2 separate regions of the Homo sapiens genome follow, and region 1 is linked to region 2. Evidence: read pairs that join two places in POLR2A ChIA-PET (ENCODE). Cell type or tissue: GM12878. All regions are shown on one strand. Each heading gives the region's core, and the rest is flanking DNA. Links, peaks and the distances in the headings are about the cores only. Region 1 holds the start of LOC124900188 (small nucleolar RNA ACA64). Region 2 overlaps SETD7 (SET domain containing 7, histone lysine methyltransferase).

Region 1 (4,401 bases), core at 79-4,078, 83 kb after region 2:
TGGGAGACGGAGGTTGCAGTGAGCCAAGATCACCTCACTGCACTCCAGCCTAGGTAACAGAGCGAGACTCTGTCTCAAAAAAAAAAAAAAATTGGTCAATTTCCAGTCTTGGCACAGCAGCAGCTAACCATCTCCTACCACTGAATCTCATGGCACGCAGCTGTGCACATGTTCCTAGAGTGGTTTGCACACAGCTTGTAGGAGCTAGGGGGGCAAAAAGTACATTGTCCTCAAAACGTTAGATCTGTGCTCTGATTCCTAACTGCCACTCGTGATCACAGAGGTGCAGAGAGTCATTAGCCATTGTTGCACTTCCATTGTTGCAAGCCCCTCACCTTCTGGTTGAAGTGACTTCCAGGAGAATTAAAGAGCTGGTGTTTCCCTCCCCACTCCCATTCATTTTTCTCATTTTCCCCTTTTGGGAGCCAGACATAAACACAATTGCATATATGAGAGAAATCAGAAAGTCATGGCACAGCCTAGGGGATGGTGCAGGCTCAGAAAAGACCTCTGAGAAGACCTTAGATTTATACTTCAGACTCATCTTAGGCAAAGAGGGCTTACAACAATCAAAAAAACAAAAATAATAAAAACAGTAACAAAAACAGCAAACCCTGGAGAAGAGGAAGAATCTGATTTCCAGAGTTAACACATTAGTAAATTCTAATGTCTGGTTTTCAACAAAAATATCACAAAGGATACAGAGAAACAGGAAAGTGTAACCCATTCAAATGAAACCTAAAGAGACTCAAAAAACAAAAGGAATTTAAAGTCAAGAAAATTATTTATGAACAAAATGGAAATATCAAAAACAGATAGAAAACCTAAAAGAAACCAAAAAGAAATTCTGGAGCTAAAAAGTACAATAACTGAAATTAAAAATTCACAAGAGGGATTCAAAGGCACATTGAACAGTTAGAAGAAAGAGTCAGAAAACTTGAAGAGAGGATAATGGAAATTATTGAGTCTGAGGAACAGAAAGAAAAGAGATTGAAGAAATGTGAAAGCAGTCTAAGGAACCTGTGCGATACCTCAACCAGATCAGCATACACATTGTGATAACTACAGAAGGAGAAGAGAGAGAAAAGGCTGGTGAGAATATTTGAAGAAATGATGACCAACAGCTTCCCATATTTGATGAAAAACATGAATATGAATATCTAAGAAGTTCAATAAACCAAGTAGGATGAACTCAAAGAAACACATACTGAGATACATTATAATCAAACTATCAGAAGAGAATTTTGAAAGCAGCAAAAGAGAAATGACTCTTCGCATACAAATGATCCTCAATAAGATTATCAGCAGATTTCTTATCAAAAACTTTGGAAGCCAGAAGACAATGAGCTAATATAGTCAAAGTGGTAAAAGAAAAAATTTAGTCTATCAATCAAGAATTCCATATCTGGCCAGGCACAGTGGCTCACGCCTGTAATCCCAGCACTTTGGGAGGCCGAGGCGGGCGGATCACGAGGTCAGGAGATCCAAACCATCATGGTTAACACAGTGAAACCCCATCTCTACTAAAAATACAAAAAATTAGCTGTGCGTGGTAGTGGGTGCCTGTAGTCCCAGCTACTCCAGGAGAATGGCATGAATCCAGGAGGCGGAGCTTGCAGTGAGCTAAGATTGCGCCACTGCCCCCCAGCCTGGGCAACAGTACGAAACTCTGTGTCAAAAAAAAAATAAAAGAATCCCATACCTGGCAAAAACTGTCCTTCGAAATTGAAGTAGAAGATAAGACTTTCCAGATAAACAAAAGTTGAGGGAGTTCATTACCACTAGACCTGCCCTACAAGAAATGCTAAATGAAGTCCTGCAAGTTGAAAGGACACTAGACAGTAACTGAACTTGTATAAAGAAATAAAGATAAGTAAAGGTAAATACATGGGAAATTATAAAAGCTAGTATTATTGTAACAATGGTATGTAACTCCACTTTTTGTTTACAACATGACTTGAGACCAATACATTAACAAAAACCAATGATTAGGCCAAAAGCTAGTGTTATTGTAACTTTGCTTTTGTTGGGAAAACTCCCTGCCAGGACTGAGAATTGCCCTCTACAAGTGGAGGCAAATTACTGATTTGCCATCAGACCAAAAAAAAAAGGCAGATGATTCCGGGTTGGCAGGTAGTCAAAGATTTATCCAGGGGAAATTTATAAGGCAGCCTTGGGCAGCAGCAAGACAAGGTAGATTTCAGTGCTTATAGTACATGCCTATCTAGTCTTTTATATCATGAAGAGGGAATGGAAGGGGCGGGGGAAGTCACTGATGGTGTGTTAAGCCGTCTGGTTGTTTTCTTAATCTGTTTACTCTTTGCTTACAGGAACTGTTTGGGTTTTGTAGAGTCTGGTCAACATTCCTAAGGAGAGGAGGGATGTTGCAGACAGCAGCAGTTATTTTAGCACTGGTATGCATTTTTAGGTCACTGCATGCTACAATGCACTTTGTGGTCACATACCCAGAAAACATTTTCACAACAGGTAACTCCACATCTTGTTTTCTACTTAATTTAAGGGACTAATAGATTTAGTTTGTTTTGGACACATGTTATATAGAGATGTAATTATGTGATATCAACAGCTGAAAGGGGTGGGGGACAGGGCAGTTAAGGAGCAGTTTTTGTATCTTTTTCAAATTAAGCTGCTATAAATTTATGTTAGAAGCTTCCTTATTTAGGATGTCAAATGTAATCCCATGATAACACAAAGAAAATAGCTAAAAGAAGATAAGAAAGGAAGTTAAAAGTTTCATTACAAAAATCAACTAAACATGAAAGAAGACAGATAAGAAATGAGGAACCAAAAAAAGCTGCAATATATATAGAAAATAGCAAAATGACAGAATTCCCTCATCAGTAATTATTTTAAATGTAAATGGGTTAAACTTCAGTGAAAAGACAGAGATTAGAAGAATGGGTTTTAAAAAACCATGATTCAAGACTCCTGTGCCACATAACATTTCAGTCAATGATGGAATGCACATAGGATGGTAATACAATGGTAAGATTATAATAACGTATTTTTACTATATATTTTCTATGTTTAGATATACAAACACCATTGGGTTATAGTTACCTACAGTATTTAGTATGGTAACATGCCGTAACAGCTTTGTAGCCTAGGAGCAATAGGCTATACCATACCATCTAGGTTTGTGTAAGTACCTTCTGTGATATTTACATGATGATGAAATTGCATAACAATGCATTTCTAAGAACATATACCCATACATAAATGATACATGACTGTATATGCTGTCTGTAAGAGACTTAAGATCCAAAGACAAAAACAGGTTAAAAGTGAAAGAATGGGAAAGGATATTCCATGAAACTAATTACCAAATATTAAGGATGGCGATACTAGTATACAACAAAATACACTTCAAAGCAAAAAAGATTACTAAAGACAAAGAAGGACATTATATACTAAAAAACGGTTCAGGATGAGCACGTTGGCTCAGGCATGTAATCGCAGCACTTTGGGAGACCAAGGTATGAGGGTGCCTTGAGACCAGGAGTTGGAGACAGCCTGGGCAACACAGTGAAACGCTGTCTCTACAGAAAATTAAAAAATTAGCTGAGCATGGTAGCATGTGCCTGTAGTCTCAGCTACTCAGGAGGCTGAGGCAGAAGGATAGCTTGAGCCAAAGCACTGGAGGCTGCAGTGAGCTATGATCACACCACTGCACTTCAGCCTGGGCGACAGAGCATGATCCTGTCTTAAAAAAATAAAAAACATAAAAGGTTCAATACAGCAAGAAGGTTTAACAGTTGTAAACATGTATGCTCCTAATGACAAACCATCAACATATATGAAACAAAAATTGACGTAATTGAAGGGAGAAGTACAATTCTACATTAATAGTTGGAGACTTTAATATCCCAATCTCAGTAGTGGATAGAACCATCAAAATCTAAGCAAGGAAATATAGGACTTTCACAACACAATAAACCAACTAGATCTAACAACCATATACAGAACACTCTACCCAACAATGAAATACACATTCTTCTCAAGTATACATAGGATAAATTCCAAGATAGGTCATAAATTAAGTCTGAATTGATTTTAAAAGACAGCAAAATATCTTCCCTGACCACAATGGGATGAACTTAGAAATCAAAAACAAAAAGAAAACTGGAAAATTTAAAAATCATAGAAATTAACACACTCTTAACCATTAGATCAAAAAAGAAACCACCCGGCATTGGTTGAAAATCACCCCCCGGCTTTGGCCATGGCAGCGGGTGAGATTCGGCGCCCAGAGCCTCCAGGGGCCTCAGCTCACCGCACGCTGACACATGTGCGGCGGTGAAACCCAGCCCCAACAGGCCCCGCGGCCTCTCCCTGGGTGCGGCCGCTCGCGTGGTCTGGCTCCTGACCCAGGCTGCCGAC
Region 2 (4,401 bases), core at 69-4,068:
GTAATAGAAAGGAGATTACTTTGTTAATGCTTTATCAAAAGCAGTGCTGTTCTCCTTAATTCTGGTGAGGCAGAATTTTATTCTTAGTGAAGGAGACAACTGCCAGTGTTCAGTTGTTGGATTCTGTAGACTGTATCTGTAATGAAGAAAACCACCAGAAAAATTTAAAACCATCATCCAATTTGATCTGAGCCAAGAGATCTCAGAATTTCATGACAAAGCATTTTATTGATTCCCAAGCATCCTTTAAGTCATTTTAATAAGGAAAATTCAAGAGTGAATTGGAATGTTAAGAGATGCATCTGATGGCTGTTCATGAAGGCCTGAAAATAAAACTGAAGCGTAAATCTAAAATGTATCCATTTAAATTGAAGAACTTCATTCTAGTTGGTATAACTTGATTAAGATTTTTGGTTTTTTAACTCTTCGTTGTCCCATGAATAGAGAGAAGTGTTATAAATGCTCTTCCCTAACTCTGCACCTATACTGGTATTTTTGTTTGCTTTTCAGATTCAGTGTACCACTTTGATAAGTCGACTTCATCTTGCATTTCTACCAATGCTCTTCTTCCAGATCCTTATGAATCAGAAAGGTAATTTCCTCCTTGGGGTTTTAATTGCACTGTTTATGTGAGGTTAAATAAGCCTAGTGGTAGGAACTTATGCACCTCTTTGGCTCTCTGCCCAGGCTGGGTTCCAGCTCAGACCAAGCTCCTCATGAAAGTGTCCTTTTCCTTTGCCAACCCTCAAATAAATATTTCTATATTCTGAGGAAGAGTGTTTTTATTCTTATGTAGAATCTGACCCTGTAAGAGAGTTTCCTCACCCATAAATCACAGAACAGCTTGTGTGTCTGTCCTAGAGTAAAACCTCCAGGTAGAAAGAGCAGTTGAGGCCAGGCATGGTGGCTCATGCCTGCAGTCCCAGCATTTTGGGAGGCCAAGGCGGGCGGATCACTTGAGGTCAGGAGTTCAAGACCAGCCTGGCCAACATGGTGAAACCCCATCTCTACTAAAAATACAAAAATTAGCTGGGTGTCATGGCGTATACCTGTAATCCCAGCTACTCGGGAGGCTGAGGCACAAGAATTGCTTCAACCTGGGAGGCAGAGGTTACAGTGAGCCGAGATCATGCCACTGCACTCCAGCCTGAGCAACAGAGCAAGACTCCATCTAAAAAGAAAAAAAAAAAAAAAAAAAAAAAAAGAGCAGCTGGGCCAGGCAGCCAGCTGTGTCCTGGCCGAGCATTCCCGTTCTTAGGGTCTGTGCTGCAGTCACATGCTGGCCCTCTAGGGGAACATTTCATGCTCTTTAAAGCTCTAGCCTGTGCACACAGGATGCCTCCATTTCATCTTAGACCAGCGGAGGTGTTCTGGAACACAAGACAATTTCTTTTTTCACAAACAGAAGACAAGAGTGAAACAAAGAAAGTATAAGAGGCATAAAAACATTCTAGCTTATAAATGACAAGTTTCTGGTTTGTAAGCCCACTCCCAGAGGGTCACATCCTGTTCTACTTCATGTCTTATTTATGAGGATGGCTAAACTCTAGCTCTTGAGTCTTGATGTGGCTTTTTCTGGTACCCTCTCTGGGATTCTTCTTATTCCTTAGCAACAGATCTGTTTATGAATAAGCGTACTATCTGAAATTGGTTTTCTCTTTGCCTCGTGTTTTGTAAGCATGGCTTACCTCCCATTCAGTTTCTGTTCCCATCTGAGAAATAGGCCTCTTCCTCCATTCAACTGACAGGGCTGACCCCACAATGTCACAATGATGAATGGACTCTTTTTTGACATGAGGCTCTGGCCCAGTTACAAAGGGAAGGGTTTAGCTTCTTTGTTAGCTCCGAAACACAAGACCATAGCCATACGTGTTAGTCTTTTCTGTTATTATTGTTGTGATGAGGCTGCATAATGATGCCCTCAGAACTTTCAGTGGTTTACAGAATCAAACATTTTGTTTTACACCATAGTTCTATAGGTTGGCTGAGGTTCAGCCACTTCTGACTGGAATCAGCTAAGCTCAGCTGGCCTAGGCTGGACTCCAGGTTTCAAGTTGGGTTCAAGTCTGTTTCACATGTTTTCTTTACAAGAGAAACAGGGAGCAACAGCCCCCTAGGGCATATTCTTCTAATGGAGACAGTGAAAAGTCTGGAGGAGGCCAGCAGAAATTTGCCCCAGCCCTTCACACCTGAGACTTGCCTGCAGCCACTTCTGCCCATGTTCTACCAGCAAAGCAGATCAGATGGCCAAACGAGAAGTCAGTAGGGCAGGATGTATCCTCCACCCACCCTGAGGGAGGCACTACAAGGTCACGTGGCAAAGTGGCAGGATGTATATAATTCTATCACAGCGAAGAAATAAAGAGTTGAAAGCAATAAATCAGTCTTCCAGTTCATGAATAAGCATAAGAGCCATGTAACTAAAATTACAGATGATCAGTTCCTGTAGGGTCATTCCATCCCAGCGTCTGGTTAAATCCAGTTCCGTAATTATGAGCGCTTTTTTCTTTTTTTTTTTTAAGACAGAGTCTTGCTCTTGTCGTCCAGACTGGAGTGCAATGGTGCAATTTCAGCTCACTGCAATCTCCACCGCCTGGGTTCAAGTGATTCTCCTGCCTCAGCCTCCCGAGTAACTGGGATTACAGGCACCCGCCACCACACCCAGCTATTTTTTGTATTTTTAGTAGAGACGGGGTTTCACCATGTTGGCCAGGGTGCTCTTGAACTCCTGACCTCAGGTAATCCACCCGCCTCAGCCTCCCAAAGTGCTGGCATTACAGGCATCAGCTACCACGCCCGACCAGCTGTTTTCTTATAAACCAGTGGTTGGCAAACTTTTTCTGTAAAGGGCCACATAGTAAATATTTTAGGCTTTGCAAGCCATATAATATCTGTTGCAACTACTCAATTCTGCCTTTGTAGAGCTAAAGCAGTCATAGGCAATACTAAGCAAATGGGTATGGCTGTGTCCCAATAAAACTTTACTTACAAAAATGAGCAGCAGCCAGACTGGACCCTCAGGCCATAGTTAACTGACCCCTGTTATGAACCCTTTTGCTGGGAAATGCTTATTGGATATATCTTATTAATTGTTTGTCACTGTTGCATATAGAAGATACATCTTGAGGCTTAACTAAAACAGCCTCCTTTCCCTCCCATCTAACACTGACAAACTTAGATATAGCTTTAATTAACTTTGAAAAAATGTTTACTTGTCCAGTAAGGCAGTGAAAATTGTCATCAACTAAAAACATAAAATTCTTCCAAAAAATACCTCATATCAAGCACTGAGCATCTTTATGAAAATATAATGATAATTTCTATATTAGAAAGCAAATTTTAAACACCACTCCTAAAAGAGACATAACTACCGTTTGTTTAATTTCCAATGCCAAAATATTGTGGTTTAACTTTTTCTTCCTCCCTCCCTTCTTAGTTGGGTTATGAATTGACATTTTGGAATCAGTAGCCTTAATGATATTTTGGCAGTTGATGTAAGGAATGACATATTAAGCTGAAAAGGTCACTATTCAACTCTTTTTTCAATTTAGGGTTTATGTTGCTGAATCTCTTATTTCCAGTGCTGGAGAAGGACTTTTTTCAAAGGTAGCTGTGGGACCTAATACTGTTATGTCTTTTTATAATGGAGTTCGAATTACACACCAAGAGGTGAGTGGGGCTGACAGTGGAAAATCAACTTTGTTGGTTAAAGGGCTTTGCTTCAAACAAAATCCCTTTACCTTAGTACTCACTAGAAAGTTAAAGAAGCAGATTGGCTTTTTTGTAAAAATGATTGGACATTTTCATCCTCTTTATTTTAAGCCTTAATACGATTTTTTTTAAAAGTTCCAGAGCTATTTTATAGAGAGTGGGGTAATGCCATCAATAAGACAGTAATTGGTATATTAGACTGTACCAATGTCTTAAAAATTGAGATCCAGTCAGACTCTGTAAATAACTAACTCATGACCTTGGGTGGGGTGCTTTATAGGAAGGCCCCTTACATCTTCTTGTGCAAAAGCCATGCTATACTATATCCTACATTTTGTCAGGAAGAGTTCTTTTGTCAAAAAAATTAAAAACAAAATGTTAAAGAGTTGAATCACCTCTTACCTTTAAGATACAATCTTTGATATATGTCAAAGGCTTCATATATGTTTTCTGTTTTTGTTTCTTCACTTTACAGTTAATTTCCCTAAGTGTCTGCCTAAGGGCAAAAGTTCAATGTTTTTAGCACAGCTTATGCGCTCCTTCCTTGTCTGACTTATATTACGTGTATGGGACCTTAAGCTTATGGCTAATATTCCACATTTATGTTCACCTTTGCATTTATTCCGGTGGAACAGTAAGAGGGAAAATGCTGTGAAATAATAATAAAGTTATTACACTTTCAAAGCAGTT

Evidence for each region. Peaks named below come from ENCODE experiments on the same cell type or tissue, not always from the same donor. Only the 100,000 strongest peaks of a DNase experiment are listed, where the experiment ranks them.
Region 1: POLR2A ChIA-PET joins it to region 2 with 5 read pairs; 5 of 35 experiments call an interaction of 5 or more read pairs at or near these places.

What each region holds. Positions count from the first base shown.
Region 1 is chr4:139,436,306-139,440,706 of GRCh38, reverse strand. It overlaps LOC124900188 (small nucleolar RNA ACA64), which reads left to right and starts at 4,213; the gene lies at 4,213-4,339. It also overlaps a transcript of RAB33B not described here. In GM12878, for the core only: no CTCF peak of the experiment used is centred there; no DNase peak of the experiment used is centred there.
Region 2 is chr4:139,519,545-139,523,945 of GRCh38, reverse strand. It overlaps SETD7 (SET domain containing 7, histone lysine methyltransferase), which reads left to right. Exons shown (of 8, transcript NM_030648.4): 5 at 511-592; 6 at 3,552-3,669. Among named protein-coding and RNA genes, the nearest start is that of SETD7, 34 kb to the left of the region's middle. In GM12878, for the core only: no CTCF peak of the experiment used is centred there; a DNase peak (open chromatin) is centred at 1,745; H3K27ac peaks cover 1,170 bases.